Linked DNA regions of Mus musculus: regions 1, 2, 3, 5, 6 and 7 are each linked to region 4. A link is a loop called in an ENCODE intact Hi-C map of the cell type or tissue named here. Cell type or tissue: heart. All regions are shown on one strand. Region 1 overlaps Ttc27 (tetratricopeptide repeat domain 27). Region 2 overlaps Ltbp1 (latent transforming growth factor beta binding protein 1). Region 3 has its middle 74 kb from the start of Gm31759. Region 4 holds the start of Ltbp1 (latent transforming growth factor beta binding protein 1). Region 5 overlaps Ltbp1 (latent transforming growth factor beta binding protein 1). Region 6 overlaps Ltbp1 (latent transforming growth factor beta binding protein 1). Region 7 overlaps Fam98a (family with sequence similarity 98, member A).

What was found. Peaks named below come from ENCODE experiments on the same cell type or tissue, not always from the same donor. Only the 100,000 strongest peaks of a DNase experiment are listed, where the experiment ranks them.
Region 1: it touches region 4 in a loop (4-fold over the local background); 10 of 42 quality-filtered maps call a loop at or near these places.
Region 2: it touches region 4 in a loop (2.0-fold over the local background); 6 of 42 quality-filtered maps call a loop at or near these places.
Region 3: it touches region 4 in a loop (2.3-fold over the local background); 7 of 42 quality-filtered maps call a loop at or near these places.
Region 5: it touches region 4 in a loop (3-fold over the local background); 6 of 42 quality-filtered maps call a loop at or near these places.
Region 6: it touches region 4 in a loop (6-fold over the local background); 13 of 42 quality-filtered maps call a loop at or near these places.
Region 7: it touches region 4 in a loop (3-fold over the local background); 10 of 42 quality-filtered maps call a loop at or near these places.

The regions. Positions count from the first base shown.
Region 1 is chr17:74,731,530-74,735,529 of GRCm38, reverse strand. The region is part of intron 5 of Ttc27 (tetratricopeptide repeat domain 27); the gene reads right to left. Among named protein-coding and RNA genes, the nearest start is that of Ttc27, 16 kb to the right of the region's middle. In heart, a CTCF peak has its summit at 2,477 (motif pointing left); no DNase peak of the experiment used is centred here; H3K27ac peaks cover 234 bases.
Region 2 is chr17:75,386,574-75,390,573 of GRCm38, reverse strand. Ltbp1 (latent transforming growth factor beta binding protein 1) reads right to left here. Exons shown (of 34, transcript NM_019919.4): 33 at 995-1,144; 34 at 1-202. The coding sequence ends at 21. Among named protein-coding and RNA genes, the nearest start is that of Rasgrp3, 47 kb to the left of the region's middle. In heart, a CTCF peak has its summit at 1,924; no DNase peak of the experiment used is centred here.
Region 3 is chr17:74,874,076-74,878,075 of GRCm38, reverse strand. No RefSeq gene overlaps it. Among named protein-coding and RNA genes, the nearest start is that of Gm31759, 74 kb to the left of the region's middle. In heart, no CTCF peak of the experiment used is centred here; a DNase peak (open chromatin) is centred at 2,145; H3K27ac peaks cover 3,783 bases.
Region 4 is chr17:75,002,921-75,006,920 of GRCm38, reverse strand. Ltbp1 (latent transforming growth factor beta binding protein 1) reads right to left here and starts at 1,392. Exons shown (of 34, transcript NM_019919.4): 1 at 560-1,392. The coding sequence starts at 1,035. In heart, CTCF peaks have their summits at 507 and 1,866 (motif pointing right); DNase peaks (open chromatin) are centred at 710, 1,410 and 1,850; H3K4me3 peaks cover 2,103 bases; H3K27ac peaks cover 3,697 bases.
Region 5 is chr17:75,370,212-75,374,211 of GRCm38, reverse strand. All of the region lies in intron 31 of Ltbp1 (latent transforming growth factor beta binding protein 1), which reads right to left. Among named protein-coding and RNA genes, the nearest start is that of Rasgrp3, 64 kb to the left of the region's middle. In heart, CTCF peaks have their summits at 1,654 (motif pointing left) and 3,899 (motif pointing right); no DNase peak of the experiment used is centred here.
Region 6 is chr17:75,073,355-75,077,354 of GRCm38, reverse strand. All of the region lies in intron 3 of Ltbp1 (latent transforming growth factor beta binding protein 1), which reads right to left. Among named protein-coding and RNA genes, the nearest start is that of Ltbp1, 70 kb to the right of the region's middle. In heart, a CTCF peak has its summit at 1,857 (motif pointing right); a DNase peak (open chromatin) is centred at 3,314; H3K4me3 peaks cover 295 bases; H3K27ac peaks cover 3,138 bases.
Region 7 is chr17:75,534,810-75,538,809 of GRCm38, reverse strand. Fam98a (family with sequence similarity 98, member A) reads left to right here. Exons shown (of 8, transcript NM_133747.2): 8 at 1-1,724. The coding sequence ends at 608. Among named protein-coding and RNA genes, the nearest start is that of Fam98a, 15 kb to the left of the region's middle. In heart, a CTCF peak has its summit at 1,938; a DNase peak (open chromatin) is centred at 179.

The DNA of each region.
Region 1 (4,000 bases), 270 kb after region 4:
CTTGAAGGAAGCTTTGACGCTAGGAAGCCCAGACCATCATTCTGCTGTCCCCTGGGGGACAGTGTTTTCTCTTCTGTTCCTATAGAGTGTGTGTGCGCGCGTGTATCTCAGTCAACTTGACTCTGTCAAATGAGTTAGCTAGGCAGCATGATCTCCACAGGGCCTTTCCAAAGATCTCAGACAAGGACATTGGGACAGGAATGGAAAGGGAGCCAGATATGGAACCCTTGGGGAAGAACTAACAGGATTCAAGAACCAGCTAGCTGACAGATGAGTCAACTGTAAAAAAAGGGTTTCCGCTCTGGTAGACTCTGGTAGGCTTAAGTAAAAGAGATACATGCTGGTTAATAGACATATACTTATTATTGGTACTGTGTAAGTTCTCTGTTCATACTCATGACCATCTAGACAAAATGACAACCCATACATTTAAAACACAAGCTAAATGCAAAATCTCTTCCCAAGAGATTTTTTTTAATGCTGTGTTAAATGGTATATTTAATAACACTCATTCCAAAATATCAAAAAGAAATTTTATCACTGAATACATCAGTCTTTGGCTGTGAGAACACCCTAACCCCAGGGTCACACAGCTGCAGGGAGAAGACACTACACATTTCTTCGTAGACAGTGTCTTCATGAGCTCAAATGGCACTATTCCACCTCACACACTCCATGCAATGCACTTCAGTATCTGCTCCAACAGTCACCTGCAGAACCGTGGTTCATCTAGTCCAGCATTTCAAAGAATCCTCACACTGTGCTGAGGATTGTATGTTTCCTGATTCCAACCTATTCCTTTCATAAATGTGATGTGCCTAGCGAAGTAGTGCTGATGCATGCGGTGATAGGCTCTATCTATCTCACTGAAGTAACATTCCTGGACACGAGTAAGATCTCAGCTCTTCGTAAAACCCTTTCATATGTCCTACAAGCTGAAAAATTCCTGACAACCTCTGATGATCCTTCAAGGGCAATATTTCAAATATAATATCCTCCAGAACAAAATATCCCCGCCCTGCCCCCCCCACCCCCACCCCCCCACCCCACCCCCCCCCCCCCCCCCCGCTGGCCACATTTGTTCCGGCCCTGCTTGCTCCAACCACATTTACTTCACATATGTGGGTACACTGTCCAGCAGAAGACAGTATCAGATGCCCATTACAGATGGTTGTGAGCCACCATTGGTTACTGGGAATTGAACTCAGGACCTCTGGAAGAGCAGTTGGTGCTCTTAACCGCAGAGTCATCTCTCCAGCCCCCAAAATATTTTTTAAATAAGATTATTTATGAAATATTACAGACCACTTCAGACATAGCTAAAATGTCTACTTATGTAAAGCCACTCTTTTTTGACCAGATAAAGTGATAAATGTTAATTAGCCTAGAAGAACAACATAAAAATTCTTGGTGGCAGGGCAAAGCAAACGATGTGCTCAAACCCACTGCAGAAACGCCATAGGCCACTGAGGGTATGAGTTACCTACAGACAGATTTCCAACTACCTCAGTTAACCATTCCTGCTTTTGAACTGAATTTTAACTAATAGAAATATAACTTCTAGAAACAAAAATTCCTTCTAAAGCACACAATATGGTTCCAACCTTTTAAAGGACCATAGGAGTTTTTATAGTTTTTTTTCCTTAATAATGAAGGCTACTCCTTACAAAGATTAGTTACTAAGACATATTACAGATGTAGCAACAGATACAGGTGTATTAATATGAGACAATGTGGAAGAGGAATAAATATAACTTTATCAAAATTACACCAAATTAGGTTTGCTTTAAAAACAAAAAACTCCTAGTAACAACACCTGGCCTTCCTTTTCAATAATCAATTTCCCACAAAAGCACAGTGAAGTATAAGAAATTGTATAACAGCCTTTGGAGTATAATGCAACTGTCATTATATAAAGTTCAATAGTGGACTGGGTTCTCATAACACTCTCTTCCAAATGCCTTCCTTGTCCTCCAGGAAAACCACCTTGGCTCCCATCACCATCAATGACAGTCAATGCACCCCTCCCTGGCTTCAAACTTTTGTCCTGCTTCGTGAACTACAAGGCTGCTCCCTTGCACAGTTCTTTTACAGAGTAACCTCACTTCATTTCAAAAACATGTGGTGGCATAAACCAGGAAAGACCAAGTTTACATAGTTCTTACTTGCTAAAATCAGAAGACAACACACTGCCTACAAAATAGGTACTGTGTCCTCATTTTTCCAAGCTCCACCTCTCCCTCCATTCTAAAGAGAATGTCACACCTAGGCTCAAAGGAGAAACATGAAAGCCAAGGACTGAAAAAAAAAGGTAACTTGTTCAATTTTGTTACCTAAAAAAAGTATGGTCAGGGTTAAGAGCACTGGCTGCTCTTCCAAAGAGCCCTTGTCCAATTTCCCAGTTCCCTCATGGCAGCTCACTACCATCTAACCTAACTCCAGTTCTAAGGGATACAGTGCCCTCTTCTGGCCTGTGAGGCCACCTTACACATGTGGGTCACATACATACATACATGTAGGTAAAACTCCCACACATAAAAAGTAAAACAAAATAAACTTTAAAAGTAAATTGGGTGCATCTGATATGTATTATTGTACAGAAAAGCAAATTAACTGGTTTGGGGGTGCTATTTTGTTTTAAGGCAGGAGCTCACTATGTTGTCTTAGTTCAAACAGAAATTTGGGGCTCAAGAGATTATCCTGCTTCAGCCCATTATGGCTGGTTCAGCAGGCCACACCACTATACTCATCTGCTCTCTCTAGTCAGGGTTAGGTCTCAGAACAGAGAAACTGTTGACACACATGCAACACTTAACCTCTTATGGTTTAACTTTCTTGTGTCAACTGTCCCATGTGCTGTCACTACCTAAAAATTCTCAAAAACCAAAGACAAACATACAAATAAGCCAATTTTTAAATACTGACTATATTTCCTTTTAAATCATGTATAGATGTCCATTTTTACTAAAATAGCAAATGCTTATATATTTCTATCCAAAATAAAACAAAAGTTGGGTAGTTTGAACCAATCACCTAGTTGAGTAAAATTACTATGTATATTACAATCCTTCCCACTCTGCTAGCCTACTTATTAATATACAGATAAACCCTTGAAGGTAACAGACTCCAAAAACAAATCCAGATTCCTGCAGTTCACTCATGCCTTCACTGTGTGCTGCCTCATTCACAGACTGATCAGTGTGCCTCCACCAGAGCTATAGGAACCCCCATTCCCTTGACTCCCTACTAAACACACACAGTCACACTGCACTAGACTCAGGATGTCAAAGAATATGGGTCTTGGAACCAGGCACAGCCAAAATCAAACCCCAGCTTTGTAAATCAGAAATTCATTACTAACCTCAAGTACATTTGTATTCAAATACTCCTTTACACTAAGAGATTTGGTTTGGTAATTTTTTATGATTCTATTTTTCATTTTAACTATATATGTGTGTGTGTGATTCTATGCACATCAAAGTAGATGTCTATAGAAACCAGAAGAGAATATTGGCTCTCCTGTGAGCTGCTATCATGTACTGGAAACTGAGTCCAGACCCTCTGGAAGAGCACTGGCCATCTCTCCAGCTCTATTTGGCAGCTTCTGCAAGAAAATCCATTCCGCAAGCAAAGGGAGCCTGGAAGCAACTGTGGAGGTGCCCAGTGCCCTCCTCTCCTCGAAGGCTTTCCTAGGGAATGGAGGGGGTGGGCAGCAGGAGCAGCAGGGAGCCCTGGCAAGCTCGTCTGCTTCGTGACTCTGGGAAATCTCTCACGTTCATTTTAGTACACTTTATGTTTAGTGTTATAAACTATTAAAACAATAAGGCCAATGCAAAAGTGTCTTCTGCTGCCATCCTCAGGAAAACATGTTCTATCAAATGTCTTTAAAATTAAGCTTTCCTTCTGGTTCTTCAAAGGAAAAAGAATAATTTCCTACTCCAGGTAAAATGTAGATCAGTTTACTCTAGCTCTAGTAAAGCCTCTTAAAAATGATAATAAT
Region 2 (4,000 bases), 380 kb before region 4:
GTTACGCAGCTTCTTCTCCTTCACTCCAGGTCACTTTCTTTGTCTAAATTCAAAGCGCTGTTCAGGGGTGTACAGTAGTTGGGCTTGTCGGATGGTATGTAGCCTGGCAGACACAAGCATTTGTAGGAGCCTTCTGTGTTAATGCACTTGGCGTTCTTGCAGAGAGACATCCGATTATTCAGCTCGCTGCATTCATTTACATCTGCAATAAACCAAACCACGGTGTTTAATGCTACGTTACTCACCAGTGACACGCAGCGGCCAGCCTGGGTGCTGTCCACAGTTCTTGGCCACATAAACCAGACAGTTTCCTCATTTTTACCTCTCTCAATATGCAAGATAAGCCTTTATACATAGTAAAATAAGTGATCAGGGAGAGTCTGGAATTGCCCTGTTATTTAATACAATGTCAACATTTGTCGGCTTGATATTTAATATATCCAAGCTACAGTGTGAATGGTGATTTTTTCTTTTTAAAGATTTTTATCCAAAATAACTGCTAGGGAAGTTGTTTATTTCCTAGTTGCCTTCAGTCTTTTATATTTATCTCACATACTCAGGGGAGTCATTACTGAACTGTCAAAATTTAAATTTAAAAGTCAAAATAACTACTTGAGACATTCTGGCCTTTTAGGGGTGGGGCTGGGGGTAGAACATCATTCACAGTACAGTTCTTGAGTAGCAGGCACAAAGTCCTGGGATTCAGTCTCTGACCATGAGAAAAATATGACACTTAGGCTTCTTATATGGGGTGATAACTATGAGTTTTAGCTGTCATAAAAGAAATACAGACTATACCATTGACTACCTTAACTGTTTTTGTGTATAGTCATGTGACATGAAGTATTATTACACTTCATGCATATTTCTAGAACCTTTTTTCATCTTTCCAAACCACAAGCCCACCCATGTATCTGACACATACTCAGCTGACCAGAGCCAGTCACAGGGGACACCAGGGAAAGTGTCTCTTAACGGACACTCTCATTCTTACCGACACAGGTCATCTTGGCCATATCCAGGTGATATCCATCAAAGCAATCGCAAGTGTATCCTTCCTGGACTCTCACACAGCGGCCGTTTTCACAACCATTGAGGATGCCACACTCCTCAGCCTGTAGCTCCTCAAAGCTATTTAGAAAGCCTGCAAAGGCAAAGGCAGAAGCCAGGTTAGAAGTGTTTGCCCTCCTACCCTATTGAAAACTGAATTATTATTATTATTATAGATCTGGTTTATTTTATTTATCTGTCTTAGATACTTTAATGTTAGCTTTAGAATTTGCTATCAAGTATACCTGTACTCGGTGCTAAGCATAAAACGATGCAGTTTTTTATATGAACCAGTCCACTCTTTGAATTCCAATGCTTTATACTGAAACCACATAACATGAGAAAGCAAGCACGGGCTTGAGCTTTGTCTTTCAAATTAGGAAATGTGGAACTTTTTGAATGTTTTATATGAATTTCCAGTCAGAAAGCCTTCTGGGATTGGATTGGTGAACTTCCTGACCAGGGTTCTGTAGGTATTTTCTAAGAGGGCTCCAGGTTTGAGGACAGGCATTTGGGAATTGTAGAACCAAAGAAGAGCCAGGCTGGTTGTGCCCTGTGAGGTCTGTTTACTCTGGCTTCCCACGGAGCCTTCCACAAGAGCCCAAAGGATCAAGTCCATTGAAGTGATTCCAAACATCTTGACAAATGGGAGATACATCAGACTTGTGTTTAGAATAAAGGAAGAAAACAAAGAAGCTCGTGTTTGGCTCTCTTTATAGTTTAGATACAAGCTCTAAAACCATATGAGACATCTAGAGTTTTAACAATATAAAAACAACACGGCCAGCCCTGGAAGTGTTGAGCTATCTTCCCAGAGAGAGAAGTTGAAAATATAAATACATAATCCCCCAAGTACACTGTCACAGTTTATCTTCTCTCTCCAAAGGGGCATTACCGGGCCTCCGAGGTGATTCTCCAATAGAACAGCAAAATATTGTTGCTATTGAAGGCCTAGGAAGTCTTAATTTGCATAGGAGCCCACTAAAACACCCACTTAAAAAAAATAACACATCCGTGAAGTCCCCTTCCCAAAATTTACAGAGAGAAAGAAACAGGCCATCAAGAAATAGCAGACACAGAAAGCTGATTGGAGAAATACAGACTAGTGATGAAATGAAAGCATTTTCAAATCCAACGTATCACAGCAAAATAATTTCAACTTTATAATTAGCAAGATTACATTTTGTTATAGGAATTGCAATGTGCCATTAACAACTGGAACTCAAGACCTCTTCAAAATACTTCTGGATTTTTTTTTTCTTGCTGGGGACTCTCAGAAGACAGTTATGCTAGACTCCTAATTGCAAGCATAACAGAGTATCATTAATGTTGCTTGCCCATGGGATGAGTCTCAAATTGGGCCGGTTATTGGTTGGCCTTTCCCTAAGTCTCCACTCCATCTTTGTCCCTGCATTTCTTTTAGACAGGACAAATTGTGGGTGGAAAGTTTTTTGGTATCCTTATTCCTCTACCGGGAATCCTACCTAGCTAGAGGAGTTTGGCCTCTTCCGTGTCTGTATCCCCACTGTTATGTATCTCAGCTAAGGCCACCAAAATTGATTCATAAGAGCCTCCTCCAACCCAGGAATCTCTAGGGAGTGCCAGACACTTCTGGATTCTCAAGCCCCTGCTCCAAATCTGACATGGTACCTGTTTTATGTAAATGAGTACATCCAGTAGCTGCCAGAACCCCCTGTGGCTATTTTTGTGAAGCAGTGGCAGGGTTGAGTGGCTACAACGGAGACCACGTGGCCTGCAAAGTCAAAAACATTACCATATCTAGCTGTAGTGGGTTGGCCTGATGCTGCTTGTATTCTAATGCTAATATTAGGCCCCCCCAAGACTGGTTGCCCCAGAGACTACAGAGTGACCTTATTTGTGATTGTTAAATAAAGATGCCAACAGCCAATAGCTGGGCAGAAGAGACATAGGTGGGGTTTGGGTTTCCTGGGCTTGGGGTTGCAGAAGGACCACAAGGAAAAGAAGGTGCAAGAGGAAGGAGAAGCCGTCATAGGTTAGGTGAGTTATAAAAACATGTCCCTGAGTGCTGGCCAATTGGAGTTAGGAGCAGCCCAGAAGAAACACTGTAAGTAGTAATTAATATTGAGGTTATCAATAGGAAAGTAAATTCTAATAGCTAAAGAGTCTTGTGTTGTTTAAGGCTTATTGTAAATATGAAGGCTCTGTGTGTCTTTTATACAGGAACTAAAGGGTCAAAGGAGGGGTAGAAACTCCAGGTTGGGATCAAATAATTTCTACCACATCTAGCCTTTCAGAAAAACATAGAGTGATCTCTGCACTAATGAGTTCCAGTTTGGGTAATACTGCTCAAACTGAAGGTAATGGAGACCACAAACCATGAAGGTGATGAGAGCTCTCACTTAGACTCTCTTCCATCACTAGCCATTCATCCATCACTAGCCTCCTGCAGCAGGGCCAGAAGCCCTTGCTACCAGTCAGAGTGTATGCAGGGCCAGGGAGAAGTTTCTGCCATGTAGGCTGTTTAAAGGCCTTTGTGGAATCAAATCCGGAGATGAAGACCCACATGACAACTCTCTATGTTGCTAAATAGGAGCCTAGTGTGACACCAATATGTATGATGATATTTGTGAATTGAAAGGTGCCTCAGAGTCATGTTGCCATCGTCGAGAGCTTCAGGAGTGTTCAGCATGGAAAGTCGTGAAACGGGAACTGCAGTGCAGTAGAGGCTACGTACGAGCTGGGCAGGGGCAGGGTTGCTTAGAGACTTACCTACTGTTTCTGGACTTGTGGGCTTTCTTTGGATCTTGCTATTTCTCCCTTTTTCTTTTTAAGGAGAAGGCTTACTGATCTATAATCTTCCCTGTAATATGATGTGATCATAGTCTTGGGGTTGTGGATGTTCTCAGGCCCATTTTGTGAAGGGACTCAGGGTCATGTCTTGTTGGTAAAAAGGAAGACTACTAAGCAC
Region 3 (4,000 bases), 130 kb after region 4:
GATGTGTTTAATTTGGAGTACCAGTAGACATGGGGGCCACTGTGTGTTGGGGAGACCCCGGGGATGGAAGAACATGGATGTAATGGGGGCAGGGGGGGGAGAAGCAGAGCAATGGGGTATGGGGTGAGAGAAGAATACTTCATCACAACAATAAAAAGCAGATCAATACATAGGATATTGTTCAGAAAGTGAAGAAAGTACCATTTGATATCCTGTGTGGAAATTTCCACATGGGAATCAGAGAGTAGGGCAGAAACTAAGAATTCTGAGTGCGGCGATTGGAGTGGTATTTGTCTTCAATCAGTGTGCTGCTGTAACAGAAAGCCAGAGACTGGTTAACTTAGGAAGAAGAAAGGTTTGTGTTACACTGTTCTGGAGTCTGGGAAATCCAGGATGGAGGGAGGACACAGCATCTGGAAAGGGCATTTTGATGCATCATTCCATGACAGAAGGCCGAGAGGGCATTGCGTGTACAAGAAAAGGAAGGGGACCAAATTCATCCTGAGTCCACCCTTGTGATAACTAAGCCCTCCAAAATGTCAGTGTTCATGAGGACAGAGCCCTCACAGCCTCATCAAAGGTCTCACCTCCCAACCATATTGTAGTGAGGACACTCCATCCATCACATGACGCTGGAGACACACCACAGCAGCGTTGGTTCAGATACCTGGAACAGTCTGAGCTGCCCAAATCCCAAACATAAAGGAAACTTCTACCTCAGAAAGATCTTCCATGGTGAGTTTTCCATGACACAGCCGGCTTTTTACCTAACTGTTTATCCCAACAAACTCTAGAGGTATGGAAAGAGAGACCTGGTAACTTGGAAAATCTCCCCCTCCCTCCTCACCGCTCGCACAGCAGGCAGTAGCTATGTGCTGTGTGCCTGTCGAGTCTACTGTTCTTTGAACTATTTTAGGAACAGCTCCTCACTACTGAGACTTTTCCATGCGACATAAATTCCTCAGGTTCTCGACACGCAGTCGCTGCTCCCGAAATGTGACATATTTGGAAGTCCCCATGGCCTTGGCTAAGATCTTAATGGGGTAGCCTTTTTAAAGTTCTTATTCCCCTCTTTCCACGCCAGGCAATGAAACATTTCCTGCCCCCCACCCCCTTAAAAAATAAGCCCTCCAGGTCGGAGGCTTCTGTTGAGCCTGTCTATTTAGGCCCTGAGGTTAGCCTGAGAATAAGTCAATGTATAAAAATAAGCTGGACTATGAAGGTCACTTATTTAAAAAGAAAAACAAAACAAAACAAAACAAAAAGACCCTCCTAGCCTTGGAGGGAACTCCTGTTAAAAGATGTCTTGAGAATGGGGTCAGATCTGGCCTCTTCCAACCCGTGAGACGAAGACAGGCTCAGAACCAGATATCAGACTGTCCGAGCACTGTCTGCCTCAGCAGGGCGAACACAGAGAAGATCAGTATGGGCTCAATGTGGGCCTTTCTCCCCACACGCTCCTACATGGAACTTTAGTTTGCTTTTCTGTTACTGTTTGCTTTTTCTGTTTGCATGGTACTTGTCAACACCATAATCAAAAGCAAGTTGGGGAGGAAAGAATTTTAGCGTATGCTTCAAGGTGAGACAATCACCACTGAAGAAATCCAGGGAAGGAACTTCAAGGCAGGAACTGAAGCAGAGACCACAAAGGAAAGCTATTTAGTGGCTTGCTCCCAGACTCCTAGTCACTAACTTTCTTATGCAGCCCAGACTCACCTGTGTAGGAATAGTACCACCACAGAGAGATGTCCCCTCCTACATCAACTAATAATCAAGAGAATGCCGTCTCACATGGCAACCTGGCCCAGCAGTTCTTCAGTTGAGGGTCCCATCCACTACCAGCCATCACACCCACTGACCCGGGCTGCCTCTAAATGCTTCTACGTCCTCAGTGCCACTGAACCGTTCTGGTTCTGCTATGACTTTTGGTATTTAAAGCAAATTCCACTTGTGAGGCCTCGGTCCACTCACCGCCCTGTGGACCCTCTCCTTCCCAGTGCCCTTCTTCCTCTGTGGACATTTCCAAGATCTGCCTGGGACAGAGCATCCCTCAGACAAGGATCAGAGAGACGGAGAGCACATGGGTGTGTTCTCCGTTTCCTTTAGCCCCTGTGTCTTTGTGTGCCTCTAACACAGCCTCTTTCCGGAGCAGGCACTCCCTGGCTTAACAATCTCTGGGTAATGAAGAACAAGTTCCTGAGCAGGGACCTACAGGAAGGGAGGAGAGGAAAACCATCCAGGTGAATTAATTACTCCAGGAAAGTCCTGAAGTAATTGGGGCTTCCTTGGCCTGAGAATAATAGCAAAGGAAAATCAATTTGTAAGCCAAAAATATTCACATCTCCATCTATGACTGGATATATATGTTCCACCCATACACGTGTTCTCCCTTGGCTGTGTGTGCCAACACAAATACCCTTTTCTTTCTCAAGGTCATCTGGAGAAAATGAGAGAATTCCAGAGAACCCCTTTAAGTACAGATACAATGAACATATGTTCTCAGCCACCTCCACAGAGACAAAGAAACAGCGAGGGACACGCAGCCAGGACCAATGGAGAAAGATCTGGTCTTTTGTTTTTCCCTGTGAGATGGGGGTCTCACTGAAGAGGCCCAGCTGACTTCAAAACCAAGATCCTCCTGTGTCAGGGTCCCCAGTGCTGGGGTTCTGGGTGTGCTTCCCCAGGCCTGTTGTGGTAAATGTGCTGCGGTGGTTGGATGTGTGAGCTGGAAATAATTAGTTCTCATAGACTCACAATTTCTAACCCTACTTTGTCCAGCTTAAAGAAACAGAGGAAAGGGATTAATGCTTGCCCTGCCCCTGTGGTAGCCCAGCACGTGAATGCCCATCTGCATACAGCTCCAGGATGATATACGCTTACCCCATCTTACAGCTGAGGCAGCTTGAAAGACCACGGCGAGGGCACAGTATGACCCCTGGGAGTGCTGACAGCAGACTGTAGACACAGGATCCAAATGTAGCTATTGCCCTAGCCTCATGGTAGACCACAAACGGAATCTTAACACTAATCATTAAGAAAACATTAAGGTACACAGGCTCTTATTCTGTCCTTTCTTCTTTCTCTAAACTGGGTGACCAATGAGCCCATAGCTCTGAAGTTCAATGAACAAACCCCCAAAGAGAGGGGCTGTGGAGATTGCTTAATGGGTAGGGCACTTGTCCTGCAAGTGTTAGAGTTTGAATCTTTATAACTGTGCTGGCTAGTTGTCTGTCAACTTGACACAAGTTGAAGTCATTTGAGAGGAGAGAACCTCAATTGAGAAAAAGCCTCCATCAGACTGGGCTGTTGGCAAGCTTGTAGAACATTTTCTTAGTTAGTGATTGATGGGATTCCGTTGTGGGTGGTGGCATCCCTGGGCTGCTAGTCCTGGGTTCTATAGGAAAACAGCCTGAGGAGTGAGCCAGTATACAGCAGTCCCTGCTGTTTGCCTTCCTGTCCTGACTTCCTCCAATGATCACTGTGATGTGGAAGTATAATCCAAGTCAATCGTCATGGTTTATAATTGTAGAACTAGAAAACCAGGCCAAAAGTCAATGGAAAGCCAGGCACAGTAGTACATCTGCAATCCCACTGCTCCTACACTGATTTAAGGGACAGAGGCAGGAGAATTCCCAGAAACCCATGGGCCAGCTGGCCTGGCATAATAGTAGCAAACAAGGGATCTAGCCTCAAAGTTGAAAGAGGAGAGCTAGCACCTAAGCTTGTCTCTCTGACCTCAACATACACACAGTGACATGAGCCTACACACATACACACACACACACACACACACACACACACACACACACACACACACAGAGAGAGAGAGAGAGAGAGAGAGAGAGAGAGAGAGAGAGAGAGAGAGAGAGAGAGGCCCATTTAAAAGAAAAATACCCAGAGGAATGAGATCATCTCTTGGCAGGGGTATGGAGGGAAGAGAAAGGTTTTTAGGTGAAAATGATTATTAAATTAGGATTGGAAGTATGCCTACATTTGGAGT
Region 4 (4,000 bases):
TCCAAATTAAGTCGCCCCCATCCTAACTTGTGATTAATGGGGTTAAAGCCGTTCAGTGGGGATACTTACCAGCACCGAATAACAAACTTTAATTCCTACTGCTGTTCACGTGGAGTCTCACCCCCAGCCCCTTACCAATTTAGGACCCACAGGTGCCAGGAAACCCAAGTATACAATTTCTGGGATGCTCAAGGAGAGCTGGGTCTTTAGAGCCAGCTTTCACTCACAATCCCTTTTTCATTAGGTAAACCAAAATAAAAAACCGAGTTGCAAGAAGTTTAATTGATGCCTTGGGATTAAGCTGTAGTGACTTCATGTTTACGCCCATAGTCTAGGAGCAGAAGGGTTTGCGCACAGGAGGTTACGCCCCGGGGAAGAAATAAATGCCTTTTGTGTTTCCCCCGCAGCTGGGTAACAATGCACTGAGAGTTAAACACCAGTAAAAAGTGAGCGGGCTTCCCCCGTGCCCACCCCTTCCCGCAGCGCCTCCGGCGGGGAGGAGACGGTTCCCGGGCCTCGGCGGGTCCCGGCGCGCGAGGCAGGCAGAGCGTGGGCTTACCCCTGCAGCTGCTGCTTCTGCTGAACCTGCAGTCTGGAGCCCCCGGCGCTCTGAGCGTCCTGCTGCACTTGGGAGCGCACGACTTGCCTGCCATGTTTGGCGAAGCGAGTGACCGCGGTCTGAGCACCCGCCTTAGAGTGGAGCTGCCGGCTGGGCCCCCCCGGACGCGCGGGCTCGGGTGGCAGCGGAGATCGGAGCCCCGGCAGGGCCGCGCCGCCGGGCTGGCTGGTGCGCCGGGTCCGCTCGGCTGGGGGCCCAGCCAAGGCGCGGCTGGAGGCGGCTGTTGAGCTCCGGCTGTACCTGGCGTCCAGTGCGACGTTGAAGGTCCGCGGGGGCCCAGCCAGAGGCAAGGCTCCGGCCGGCAGTCCCGGGCCCGGGCGCACCACGTACGTGATCCTCCGCACCCGGCCGTGCGCAGACCACGCTAGCAGCCCTGCCCAGAGCAGGAGACCCCACCTGAGCCAGGCTCCCGCCATCGCGGGCAGTCTCCGGCCGCGCGGCTCGTCCTGCCCCGGCGCGCTCCCTCGGTATCCCCAAGGACTCTGCGGAGAGCCCGTGCGCCGCGGGGTGGAGACCAACTGGGTGGCCGCAGGGGAGGGAGCTTTGCGGGCGGCTGAGCGGCAGCGGACCCCAGCCGGGAGTGGAGGCGAGCAGGGGGCGGGAGTTGGGGTGGAGAGGAGGGGAGGGGCGCGAGCTGCTCAAGGTGAGGGTCCCCTGGCTCAGACGAGGTGTCGCCGGGTGCGGCTGGGGTGCTACGGGCGCCAACCCCGCGAGGGTGAGCAAGGACGACCGTGAGCGCTGGACGCTCAGAGGCAGCCCCGGCTGCAAAGTCTTTTAAAAGTTTCTTCTCCCCGGTGGAGCCCTGTGTCAGATCTGAACAGCCAATCTGCAGCAGACGTGACGTCAGGCAGCAAATCCTAATTGGGGAAAGCTCGAGATGAGCCGGAGAATGAGCCGCCACCCTCCGCATCCAGATATTGGGGCTATGGGTCGGGTGGACAGGGATTCCCGCTCCCCAGCGCCAGGAAAAGACAAAGGGCTCAGCAAGGTGAGGGAACGGCCCTTTCCTTCTAGCAGCCGGAAAGGATTCGAGTAATACAGTTTGGAAGCGCAGGCACTTTTACTCGAGTTTGCTCGGATACTGTCTGCAGAAGTTGGATTAAAACACTAGGTCCGGTCCCAGAAAAGGCTATCCGAGGTAGCGTGAGCTGTCCATTGGAAAGTGATTAGCTCTATTAGTCTGAAGGAAGGTTTTCTTTAGGACTGCAACCTCCGGAAGACTTTGTGGTACCCTGCTCCTGACATTGGAGGGTCAAGAATGCGGGATGGGCAGCAGGGGGCGCCCGTGTAGATGAAGAAAATCGCAGAGGCTGCCCTGCCGGTGGTCCTTGCAGTGGAGTGGAATGGAGCATTTAGGAATTTCTCTCTCTCTCTCTCTCTCTCTCTCTCTCTCTCTCTCTCTCTCTCTCTCTCTCGTGCAAAACAGAGTTTGAAGAAAACCAGGAAATGACGTCTTTACTGCTAACATCTGAATTAAGACAATGTCAACAGAATGAATGCTGTTTTTACATGACTGCAATCAAAAGTCCATGATAATAACTGTATATTTTTTAAAACAATTTTTTAAAGGCCCGGGACTGGAGCAATAATTCAGTGGTTAAGTGCACTGGCTGCTCTTTCAGGGGACCTGGATTAGATTCCCAACCATCCAAAATTCCAGTTCCAGGAGGTTTGATGCTCTCTTCTGACATTCAGGCGCCCATACACATATTCAGACAAAGCAGTGACACACATAAAATAAATAAATATTTTTAAGTGAATTAAAAAGGGTCTTTTCCCAGGCTTGGGTTTTCTCACATATTAGTAATTTTGATTGTTCTTTGTTTGAGGGTTTTCCCTGCATCCGCTTAGGACAACTGATAGCAAGTGAGAATAATTTCAGAAATACTGATAGTGGGAAAAATCATTCCAAGCTGAGGACTAATCTAGTCACCTACTTTTCTCTGCACATTACAGAAATACTGGTGAGCGTTTGCTCTGAGGGAAGTGGGCCTGGAGGCCAGCAGCCTGAACACAGGCTTCCAGAAGGAGCACTGTCTGAGAGAGTCACTACCATCAAAGAAATAGCTCTGGTCGCGGGGAGGAGACCAGGGCTCCAGATAAAATGATCACTAATGGCTACAGGCCACGGACACTTCACCTTTCCTCTCAGAAGCTCTGCTTTCTCAACACACACACACACACACACACACAAACTGGGTGAAAAGCCCCTCCCAGCCCTGAACAGGATAACTCCAGTCCAACCTTAGAGCTGGGTTAAAGTGAACCAGATGAAAAGAAGGGTCAAGACACTGTCCCAAGTCTGCAACTTTGAGTTCTAGATGCAAAAGTACAAGGGAACAAATGCCTACCAAATGCCCGCTGTGCAAAAGACCAGCAGATACACAGCATCTTTGTATCTATCTAGAGCTACAAAGTATCCTGGGGCACAAAGCCTTTGTGTAAAGGAAACCTATCTGGTTGAGGAAACAAGATCTAAATAAAGCATTAAAGAAGCTAAGCAGCTGAATTAAGTAATGCTTAGAGAAAAATAACAGAAATCTCACAAGGCACTGCTTGATTTCCATGGTCCTAGAACCTAGTTTAGCCCATAATTCTTTGTCATCTTGTGGACAATTCGTAACAGAGAATGTTTCCTAGCTGCAAGTCAAACCTGCCCCGATGAAGATTCTAGGTGTCATATAGGGATTTTTCTAAGCAGTTGTTGCAGTGGACAGGGAGCAGTGGAAGGAAGCAGGAGGCGAGGCTGAGTGCACTTTGATAAGAGAGGCCATGGGATGGGAAGGGCAGAGGAGAATAGACAAGGGAAATGACCCAGGCAGCAGCATCAACAAGAAGTCTTTACTAGTCTTCAGTGCTGGGTGAGTCTTCCTGACAAGTGTCTCCCAGGTCCAGGATGGGGGAATGGCATATATCAACACTGCTTCCAGGACAGAAGCAGCTGTCTACAGAGAGCACAGCTGGAAGCAGACCCTGGGGGCCTAGCCTTGCTACTTTACTTTGAGCGAGTCATTCCACCTGCCTGGATCTCAGTTTCTAGAGAATCTGAGGTTCTGCTTGTAATCGCTGAGTTTGCAGTAAGACTGGTTTTTACTCTGATCTATGGCTCTATAGAGAAGTGTTTTCTGTGAAACAGCTCAGAAAGTAAGAGCACCTGGTGTGCAACCATAAAGATCTAAGTTCAAATCCCCATCACCCACATAGTAGCAGACCACATGGTCACAGAAGCTCATAACTCTAGCACTGTAGGGGAAGGAAAACAGAAGAATACAGGGACTTGCTCTTATCAGCCTAGCTCCTGGTGCAATGAAAGACCCTGCCTCAAGGGACTAGGCAGAAATGATCACACAGGGCATTCAGTGTCCTCCTCTGGCCTTCACA
Region 5 (4,000 bases), 370 kb before region 4:
CATTATGATCAAGACAGTAGGAACCACGAAAATAATTTTATAGTTGTGGGGTCACCACAACATGAAGAACTATACTAAAGATTGCAGCACTGGGAAGGCTGAGAGCCATTGATGGAGCCACTTTCCCAGGTCAGCTATCCCTTTCCCATTTCAGAGACAGGGACCACAAAAACACTGTCCACAGGGAACCTTCAGCATGGTGGGGAGGCTCAAGATAAGACCTAGTTCCTGTGGGTGACAACAAGCAGTTGGATAGAGTTGAATTGATTCTGTCCTATTAACACTTAGGAGCCAACTCATAGAAAGCTAATTACAAAAACCAATGCACGTGACAGCCACACGATCCTAGTCACACGGAGACAGTAAAGACACATGGGGCTGGAGAGAGCACGATTGCCTCGTGTCTTGGCTCTTGATTCTCCAATAACTGCCTGAGTCAATCTTGGATTTTCTCTACCCAGTGACCTCGGGTGGCCTAAAATGATGATTCTACAGACTGCAGATGTAAGAGGGCCAGTGTATGAACGCTTTCTTCAGAGTGAAGTTCTCCTTCCTGCCCCTGGGTACTATGGATGTGGACTGTGTTTAAAAGAGCTGTGGACTGGGGAAAACCTTGGGATTTCAGTTTGAAAGGTATTTGCTCTAAGAATTAGGACCTTAGGTTGAAAGAGAGTTAAATTAATTTGAATAAGTGAGTGAACAGTATTTAAATATACAAAGAAATTCAAATTACTTATATGTTCTTGAGATAGGGCATCTAGACCAGGCTGCCTTGCACTCGCTATGGAGGACGAGGATTATTTTGAACGCCCTCAGCCTCCTGCCTTTACACCCCTAGTGTTCAGGTCACAGCAGTGCAACTCCATGCTGGGTTTATGTGGTGCTAGGAATCCAACCCAGGGCCTTTCGTTTGGCAGACATGTTCTCTACCAACTGAGCCTCATCCTCAGCCGCTGTATTTAAGCTTGACCTCTCTGATATTAATAAGGCTGTTTAAATATTAAAAATTTTAAGAGCTGTGGGCTATCTTATCAGCTACAGAACTTTCGAGACATCAAGCGGACAATTTATAAGGGAAGGCTTAACAATTTATGACAATGTTAGGACTTATGTACAGCAGGACATATAATGTCTTCCTTGAGACAGAAACAAGAAGAAAGAATAAATGCATTTTCTAGGAGGTTGTTTTAGGGTGAAATGCTGTATATATTCAAGTTAACCGCTTAGAGTCTAGGTTTTACATTTTGTAGATCTAATACATCGAGTGTTCGCTTCAAAAGCTGTCATTAGCTGGCCCTCTACAGGCATGAAGCCTCCCTCGTAGCTCACACGGTGCACTGGTAGAGAAGCCCGCAGGGCACAAGGGAAGCTTCTTTGTCAGCATGCAGAGCTATTGGGGCCATACCCGTTCCTAAATGCTCTGGCACCCTTAAGAGCTCTTCCTAAACTCCCTTGAATGCCCACCTTGAATACTGGTTTGGATGCTTGCCTCCCTTCAAAGAGATGCTGGCACTGTATAACAAGGTAACCATGTAGAACCGGAATGAACTCAACTTATTTTCTAGAAGGGGATTTAATAATAATCACTTAACATAGGGGTATTTACTGTCCTACAACCCAGGCAGTAGCACAGCTAGCACCTGATCGCCACCTTGAGGCAGGTGTTGGTACTGCCATTCTACGCTGGAAGAACCAGGCTAACAGATGTATAGACATAATTCTTTATTGAATGTTGTTTTACAACCACCCCATTGTAAAAAGAAAGCTTTTTTTTTTTTTGCTTTATGGGAGGGGTGATGTTTCATTTTCTAAATAAATACAACAATCTCTCAGTGAGGAACAGTAAAAATTGCAGGCCAGCCATTCCACACAGCATATAATTTCCCTGGACACCAACATTCAACCCCACAGAAGTGAACCCTGCCTTCATGGAATACTTCCAACTCAGCTTAGAAGGCTTGCATGAGCTTCTAGCTTAGCCATCCTCCATTCTACCTGGATCGCAGTTACTTTTCGGGAATCACAGTGTACAGAACATGTGGCCAAAAGGCTGCATGCGCTCACACTAAGACAGGATTAAATTGTCATTAGTTCACAGAGAGCTCTTAATTTTAGATACAGGAGATTTGAAAGCATGTGCCTAGTGCAGCGGGGAGAACCAGTCGTCGAACCAGAGTGGGATCCTGGGTCTCCTAAGAAAACGCGGTGGCCCTCTGCTGTGCTTCCCAAATGGGATGTTCCCGAGTTATTATTAACATTCTCTGGAAAGACATTTCTTGGAAAAGCCCTTACGCCATCAACGCTGAAAGGGTTTTTACAACTATTGCCCAGTTACAATATTTTTTCAAGTGTCGCCTGCAAGTCAAATGTCTGTCTTCCTTCTCACCTCAGGACTGTTACACAACAGCTCACACTGGGATCTTTGAGAACGTGGGAGAGCCAGGCCATGCGAGGATGTGGAAGTCACGGGCTCAGTCATCTCTAAGGCAGAGTCTAAATTCTTTTACTTGGGTAAAACCATATAAAAAGGTGGTGCTAGATTAGATTTACAGCATTTTGACACAGGGAAAGTATCATGCGTATATTTAGGAGACAGATTTAGGAATAAAACACCCTAGTTCACAATTCTGTCTTTCCAAACATAAATTGTGAACACGTCACAAACTTTTTGGCCTACTATAGAGAGTATGTTTGGTAAATAACAAAATGAAGGAAGAAATGTATAGTTTTAAATACATTTAAATTTAAATATAAAGTTTAGATTGAAGTTGAAAGTGAAAACAGGAGAATGATATACAATTTAGATTTGCATCTCAGGAAATGGATCTCTCTTCTTGTCAACCCGAGAAGCACATAACTTACTGGCCATAACACTGGTGTTAAGAGGCAGGTACATGAAGGGCTTATGCAACTTAATCATTTGAAAAGAAAATCCTTTCTTTTAGGTAGCGTCCACCTAAACAGGAGACATTAGGTAATACTGTCATGGATCCTCATGTATATTCACTTCATGCATCTCATGCTATTTATCAGTCACTCATTTAACACCCACACGGGAAACAGAGATGACATAATTACACCTAGTCCCAGCTTTCTGAGTTCAAGTCTCAGGTCAACATTTCTGTTTATTTTAAATGAGATGATTGTATACAATATATATGTATTAAAAACAAACTCAAGTAGTGAAAAGGATATAAATTTATAAGAAGCCATCAACACAGCTATGCATGTTCTTTCTTTGAATGTATTACGCAAAAGACAGTTTACTCAAGTTGTTTTATGCCTCTGTATAAAATATGGCCTATGGCTGGCAATATGGCTCAATGGGTAAAGATGTTTTCTGGCAAGCCTGTTGACCCAGACCTACAGGATCTCACTACACACACACACACACACACACACACACACACACACACATACACACACACACACACACGATAAGTAAATGTAATAAAAGTTTAAAAAATGGCTTAGCAGCATTCTCTACCAGGCTCTGTAGCTGTGCTTCAGTTAGAAAATGCCTGCAGAGTATTCTCCACTGGACAGATGTATCACAGCTCATCAGTCGGCTCCAGACACAGGCAGTTTCATTTCTCCTTATGGTGTTTGGTTTTCTGTCACTCAAACACATCCATAAGATGTGTTCCCCAAAAGAGTTAGTGACCCCAGTATTCATATGCATTTGTATCTTCAGACTGCTTAGTTGCAATCTAAAAGGACAACAATTCTAATATACTGACCACTATTAAAATATGATTGAAATGTGTGCCTTTGTGCCACTGCCATTTCCATTGAGACTGTAACAAAAAAATGAAAGCGAGGGCCACTCTGACCAATAATACCAGAGCTCTCAAGAATGCTTCTAAGGTGGATGTATGCTGTAGTACAAGAGACTACCAACAGGGGGCACTCTCCCAACACTGCAGTTAACCCATTAGTTAACCCATTAGGTAAGCACCTGACATGCATACATTTTAGAAGGGAGCTCTCCATCAAGACC
Region 6 (4,000 bases), 70 kb before region 4:
ATACAGTGCCAATGACATCTCCTTATAGCTCCCTGGGACCCATCTGAGCTTCCTACCTCAGAACGATGAGGCAAATGTGTGAAAGGACTAGACGTGTGGCAGCTGTAACAGCAATGACAGAGAACTCACACAAACACAATTTTTAAAGCCTCCGCATTTTAGAGGTTACATTTGCAGAGTGCCTACAGTGCAGGCTGGAGGGCACAGGTGAAAATAGATGAATACCTTCAGACAAGTTCCTTAACACCCCCAGCCAACACCTGAGCTGCTGCATCATGTCAGATGGGGATAATTAGTACTACAACTTGAAGGAAACTGGTCTGTGCTGAGCCCTAAGTACCTGGGACAATGGAGGCTTTGGAGTCCTGAAGAAACTGCTTGGAGAGTGGACTGACATTTTTCTTAAGAGACTGGACTCATTTTATTAAGACTACATTTGGTCTCAAGAAACTAGATTCATTACTGAAAGGGGGCTATTAAAAATCAACCCTGGCTCACTTGCTTGCTTCTTCTCTCTATATCATTTTCCTCTCCTCTCTGTCCTTTCCTTCTCTTCCCTCCATACCTACATGGTCACCCAGTCTTGGGCTATCATCCTCCAGAGCGATAAACCAACCACTTTTCTTTGTATTCAGATTCAGGTATTTTGCTATAGCAGCATAAAACATACTAGGACAAGCAGTATCTATTTCACATTCTTTTGAAAAGATTAAATAATATCGTCCCCCAAAGCAATGAGAGCAATGCTTGGCACAGCACAGACACCCAGTAAACACCGGCTCTTACCATCCATCACACAGCGTCATTCCACTGTGCAGATATGAAACAACTAAACTGGGGAACAGACTGGACCCAAACTAGCACTTGCCCTTTTTAGATGAAAATTTTTGAGTTCCTATCAGAAGTCTTTCAACATAATTGACCAGAATTTAAGTCAAGGCAATCGTCGGTTCTTTATCAAACTGCTTGAGGACACTCTTTTCTCATGGGGCCTAGCAGTGTACAGAGCTCTCAAAGAACACGGGCCATCTCCCCCATCTCACCTTATGGTCTATTCTTCCTTCAAAGTCTACCTCGAGAGTTCTTTTATTCCAGTCCCTCAGGGGACCGGGAAGGTGACTCAGTGGATGGGAGTGCTTACTGCATAAGCCTGCAGGCCTGACTTTGATCCCAGCACCCACATTTAAAACAGGGGGTGGGGTGGAACTCACTTTGTAGACCAGGCTGGCCTCAAACTCAGAAATCCACCTGCCTCTGCCTCCTGAGTGCTGGGACTAAAGGCATGTGCCACCACCACCCGGTGAAATGTCCTGTTCTTAACATGGATGGCGCATAAGAATGCCTTTGCTCATCAGTCCCAGGTGACCTCAAGCTTGAAAGGTGGGAAGACATATATGGTGATAAAAACAATCACTGGTCCTGTTTTAGTTCGTATTCCAACGGAGCCTTGGGATGATGCCACAGTCCTCTTCTTCCGCACCATCAGGCCGACAGCAAAGCCTGCATCTGCCTCTCAGACTTGTCAGGCAGGTGAAGAGCACTAAGGAAAGGCCAACTCAGCACCAAACTGTCTGGGACTTTACAAACACAAGCAGTGTAAGCCCAGTGGAGTGCGACTCACACTCTAAGTACCCATGGAACACACTGCAGGCAGCGCCTTTACCACTATCAATACCTTTCCTCTCCAGGCAAAAAGAGAAAAGAAAACGTTAAAAGGCTTTCATCACTTTTGCACATACGCATGCTGAGGCCAGAAGTCGACGTCATTGTCTTTCTCTATCACATCCACATTATTCTTTTTGTATGTGATTTGCCTGCATATATAGCTGGAAGCCACGTGGGTGCAGTACTCACAGAGGCCAAAAGAGGGCGTAGAAACTCCTGGAAATGGAGTTACAGTTGTGAGCAGCCGTATAGGTTAGTACTGGAAACTAAACCTGGGTTCTCTCCAAGGGTACTGAGTGCTCTTAACCGCTGAGCCATCTCTCCAGTCTCTCTACCGCTTGCTTGTTTGTTTCTTTGTTTCTTTGTTGAAACGGTGTTTCTCACTCAGCCTGGTAACATGGCTGGCCAACAAGCTCAAGGGAACACCTGTCTCCACCTCTTAGCATGAGGACTGTAGCTGTGTAGTGCCCACTTTAGCGTTTCGGAAAAACGTTTTCTAATGTTATGCAAAGCTCTGCTGAAGCTCCCCCTGTATGCCTCTGTGTGCAGGGAAGAGAAACTGCAAGGAAAAGTACGAAGAATGTTGTAAACGCAGGGAAGCTCCGAACAGAAGTGCAGGCGAGGCATCACCTCTGTGAGGGGTCCACTTACAGCAGGGGCTGCTGTAAGTCTTAGAGATCACTTTGTGACAGTAGCGATTCGTGCACTGGAAATCCTTTGGCTGTTTTAATACGTTCTATCGAGGCACCAATAGCAAGTATTCACGCTGCAGAACAGGAGAAATCTCTCTCTAAGGCATGCGCCACCACTGCCCAGCTTAAGGCTTCAGCTCTTGACATAGCTTTACAACGAGCTTTCTTATTGTGGGGAACCAAAATGGAGGAAGGTGAGGAAAAGTTCAAATACAGAGAGCAAACTCCTGGGCTGCCGCTGTCTTTGTGGAGGGCAGAGCACTCTAAGGTACCCATCGCCATTGGTGGCAAAGCGCAGGTCTGTTTCAAAGATTCCCAAGGGCAGTAATTGTTGCCAGGAAGGCAGGAACCTGACAGAGTTGAAGCTCCACATTGCCTCTCCTCCTTCGTGGTGGGGACTTCACTCGGCATTTCTCTCATCCAAACCAGGAGATAAATGTCAAGTAGTCATTTCTCAAGAACTTTAAAAGTAGAAGGCGTCCCTTCTGCGTGGACTTTTACAAGACCTCCTCTATATTTAGCAACTATCTGGCCTGCTATAAACTCACTTGGTAAATATAGAACTCATTTCAAGCCAGTCCTGTTTTTTAAAACGAACAAATTCAAATTCACTTCTTTTGCCTTCTTCGCACCCATGAGGGGAAAGTGCCAGGAGAGAGAATTATTAGTGTCTTTAATGAGAAAAACTAGTTTTTCTAGACTAGCTAAGCACCCTCCTTTGTTGCCTCAGGATACCAGGAGACGGAGAAAACCACCAAGCATTACCCCAGAAAATGAGAAGGCCGGGCTGCATGTGAGTTCTCCAGATAGATTTGACATCCATATCCTGAGAGAAACCAGACTTCCTGCTCAGGCTCAAAGAGGGGGACTGGGCACATTGTCTCCTCCATGAGGGCTTCCTCCTCACCCGGCAGAGATAACAGCTCTGCACTTGGCAAAGTGGTGCTCATTGTACCAACAGTCCCCAAACAACTAACGGACCTAGCAAATAAACAATGTCCCTTTGAGCTCTGGGTCAGGCTCCCATGGTCAGCGACTGTATCACCCATCATGAGTAATAGGATAAAAGCGGGGGAGGCATTCTACAAGAACCCGGCAAGCCGTTTTAGAGGCACTGAGAGTTGTAAACGAACTTCTTTGGAAAACATCTAATGAGTTTATGAATGACGAGAGACAGTACAAAGTTGAAGACAGCTGAGCCATTTTGACCGGTGCTCCTGTGTGAATTATTACACAGCTCGTGCACACTACCACCTGTTCACATAAAAATCAAAGACAGATCGGGGCATGGACCTACAACCTAGCAGTGGCTGATCTGGGGCCACCCTGACAGTTTACATCTGAATAACATCTATAGGGCGCAAGTGTGACAGTGACCTCAGTTATCCTGCAGAATTATGAAGTAGATAAGAATTTAAAGAAAGCTGGGGTTGGGGTGGGGGATAGATCAACCGGAAAAATGCTAGGCTTGCAAGCACAAGAACCTGTATTTGATCCCCGAAGAACACACATTTCTTCTTCTTCATCATCATCATTATCATCATCATCATCATCATCATCTGGATACGGTGACACTCTTTTAATTCCAGCCCTGGGGTGGCAGAAACAGAGAATTCCTGGGGTGCAGTGTGACCAGCCATCCT
Region 7 (4,000 bases), 530 kb before region 4:
CTCCACCCCCAGAGATGCCACCGTGGCAGAAAAGACAAGATGGCCCCCAGCAGCAAGCAGGAGGCCGAGGCGGAGGGAGAGGTGGTTATGAACATTCCTCATACGGAGGACGAGGAGGTCATGAACAAGGAGGGAGAGGTGGACGTGGTAGCTATGACCACGGTGGCCGAGGGGGAGGAAGAGGAAATAAACATCAAGGAGGCTGGACAGATGGAGGGAGTGGAAGTGGAGGTGGTTATCAGGACGGTGCTTATCGAGATTCGGGCTTCCAGCCTGGTGGCTATCATGGTGGCCACAGTGGTGGCTACCAAGCTGGTGGCTATGGTGGTTTCCAGACATCTTCATATACAGGAAGTGGCTACCAGGGCGGTGGATACCAGCAAGACAATAGATACCAAGATGGTGGGCACCATGGTGAACGAGGCAGTGGTCGTGGGGGAAGAGGTGGTCGAGGGGGTCGGGGAGGACGTGGAAGCCAGGGAGGAGGCTGGGGAGGAAGAGGGAGCCAGACTTATCATCAAGGGGGCCAGTTTGAACAGCACTTCCAACATGGAGGCTATCAGTATAGTCATTCTGGATTTGGACAAGGAAGACATTATACTAGTTGAGGCTACAGAAACTCACATTTTGCTAGAGCTCAAGTAATAGAAACTTAGTTTCAGAATCCTGAATCCAACATCTATTTGGAATGAATGTAAGACCACAGGTAGCAGGCATACTCCTGCTTAGGATAACCATTTGCTGGTCTTCATTCAATTCTTTCTCTCTTTTTATTACTAAACAGTTTTACATAACACTGTTTATTTAAGAAACATATCTCTTCTTTCTATGAAAAACAAATTTTAAAGGCAATTTAAGTTGCCTTTAGTTGACCGGTAAACTAATCCAGTTGGAACATACATGCTTTTTTGAAGAAATTACTTGAATAAAATAGTTTTCACATTTTCAATATGCAAGTTTTGAAAATGAGGATTTGCCTGGACTTTTTTATATTTAATGCTGGGAAACCTTCCTCATATTAACAACCCATGTATGTTTTTCGTAAGCTACCTTCTGATGTCTATTCTCCGAGCATAGCTCTGCCCTGATTGGCATTTTATTCAGAGAGATGTTTGTCACCTTTCTTTTTGGTAGACCTGTTGGGTTGGTTCCTATTACATGAGCTCTTTTGCAGATAGCACATTCAGTAGCCTTATCCTGTTGGTGGAATACTGTACCATATGCTCCTCCAAAACCCATGAACACGGCCAAAACCCATAAAAACAACAAAAGCAAACTAAGTCAAGAACCGTAGTATCTGTAGGCACTTAGTTAAGTATAGCAACTCAAACCAGACCTGCATCCATCCGAGACAAACGTTCCTCCTTCACCCTTGTTTTTACTTGAAATTCGCTAGAAGAAATGGCGAGCAGACATCTGTTCCATGCACTAGTTAATGCTACTGGCTCAGCATATACAAGTTAGCTTGCTTTAGGCAAGGGACCTTTCTTGTGATGGACGTGCACTACGAAGTGAGATGGAGTCCTGCTCCGTGCAGGAGGCCCTTCATTATTGCTGCAGAAGACAGAAGCCTGGCTGAGTCACTCTCCACGTCTATCCTGAAATCACTCAATGCTTCTGCCGGGTTTTTGTACATGTAAACACTGTCAAGCTGTGAAAGAAAGTGGCTGGAGGTGTGTTTGGTGTGAGAGGTGAGCAATAAAGTACCTGCACATTCTCTCCTTGCTCTGGGAGTTTTCTTTTAGCTATTTTCATACCAGATTGTGCGTTTGTGTCAGGTTTATGGAGTAAGGCTTTTGTTCCTGAATGGTATTTCCTTAAGTAGAAGGTAGCCCTTTTTCTGGAAACTGAAACAAACTGGGAGGGGGAAAAGCTATTTCCACATTTACCTTATTTATAACAGTACGGCTAGAAAGCCTTCCTCTGACTCTGTCCACTGGGTGTAGCTGTTGCTACACATGTTAGGCAAGATGCAGTAATGCCCCTCCCTAACCTCAGAGGGTTTGTTTCCCGTTCTCCCTAAAAGCAGACGTGGTTTTCTTAGAAGAAAGTGACCTGGAAACTACAAAGTACTTATTAGAGAAATGGTATCTTCTGCTAAGTGGACCATCTTTAAGGTTTATTATGGTGTGATGTGTGTGTGTGTGTGTGTGTGTGTGTGTGTGTGTGTGTGTGAGTGAGTGGAGCATGTATGTATCTTAAGGTCACAGGGCAACTTTCGGGTGTTGGTTACTCCCTCCAACAGAGGGAGCTGGGAGGTCAAATTTGCATCCGTCAGTAATCAGGCCTGAGCAGATAGATACCTTACTCTGAGCCATCTCACAGGCCCCCAAGGGGTCTTATCTTTAAAATACTTTACTATTGAAATAGGGGTTTTATGATAACTAAAACTATCCTTGAAAGACCAATATGATCCTTTTATTCATTTTAGCAAATTTCAGCTACCTTTTGTGATTGCAAGATGTTCAAAATGCTTTATTAAAATGAATTAGAGTGTAGGCTTTCTCTTAAACAGCAGTGAATACATAGGTTTACTGTAGGTGGTTCCTCTTACCTCAGGTAGATACTTGCTTTGTTTCCGTAATCCAGGACTCCAGAGTCTTCCTCCCACTAGACTTACTCTTGACAGGTAGAATTTTGATTTATTATTACAAGGTTGTTTTCTCAGGCATGATCTTTTGAGAACAAATGGTAGATTTCTCCACAGTGACCTTAAGTTTTTCATCCTTGTTTATGATTTAAACTAGACATTGTTCTCCACATTGAGAAGCCATAGAAGAATTTAGTTTCTCCCCTTGACCATAAATTCTCTAGATAAGATATCCTAGCCACCAACATTACCACATTAGCATTGTTGGGTTTTGCAGAGAATGTTCCCTTAAATGATGGCATATTCTGTTTTCACTTGTTTTCTTTGTGTTTGGAATCACAATATGTCAAAACTGGCCTCAAACTCTTGGGCTCACCCCAGCCTCCCAAACACGTGGCTCTACAGGCAAATGCCACCAACCATACCGCAGCTGATCTTGTAGACTCTCTTAACCTTGTGGTCAGTAGTGATTTACCTGGGGTAAGGCATATGGGGATTTCTTTGAGAATCAAGATTTTTCACATGAACCACTAAGCCATCTGTGGAACAAGCCGGGTAGGCCTATACATTGTTCCACCCAAGATCAGGAGCTGGAACCGGGAGTCTGTGCTGAGAACTCTTGAGCCCTGCCATGGGTGGGTCCTGTACCTTTAATGTGTAGAACCAGTCTGGCTGATGTCCGGCTGCACCAGACACAGACTGAGTCTGCCTATCAGGACTCGAACCACTTCTACATGCTCGGAACTGATTGCCACTGGCCAAATCACCTTTTCCCCCAAGCGTTTCCCATCTTTATTTCTGTTGTATGGGTTCTTCCTAAACTCAGCTGATGTCCTTTTAGTTTTTTAACCCAGAGTGACCTTATACTGACCCTCCTCCATCCAATTCTCAAGTGCTGAAATTACAGGCATGCACCATGTCCTCAGGCCTTGTAAAAGTATCTTTGAGTTTACCTAGGTAGAAAAATAGATTCAGGCTGTGCTCATTACCACATACGGGGCTCTGTAAGACTTCTCCCTGATCTTATTTTATTCCTCCTTAGCATGACTATAGTTAGAAATATTCCTCTTGTTCAGTGACACAGCAATAAAAACTGGTGTGTACCAGTTTGGAAACTGTGTAATTCATCTAATTCATGGACTAGAGTAGGGACTAGGTTTAAGGGGAGCAGTCTTATAAAGCACGAACAGTGAGATAATGGCCCAAGAAGCTTCGTGTACATGTGTAATAGAAATAGAAATGGTACAGATTTGGGCAAAATGCAAAGGTTATAAGTAAGAAAAAGATAACTCAATGTAGCTATGTTTTGCCTGACCGAATGCTTCTGTGTGCCTCCTGTTTAATGACGAAGGCTGCAGCGAACACCTGCACCAGGCAGATGGGAACAGGAGCAGGCGGTGCCTCTAGGGT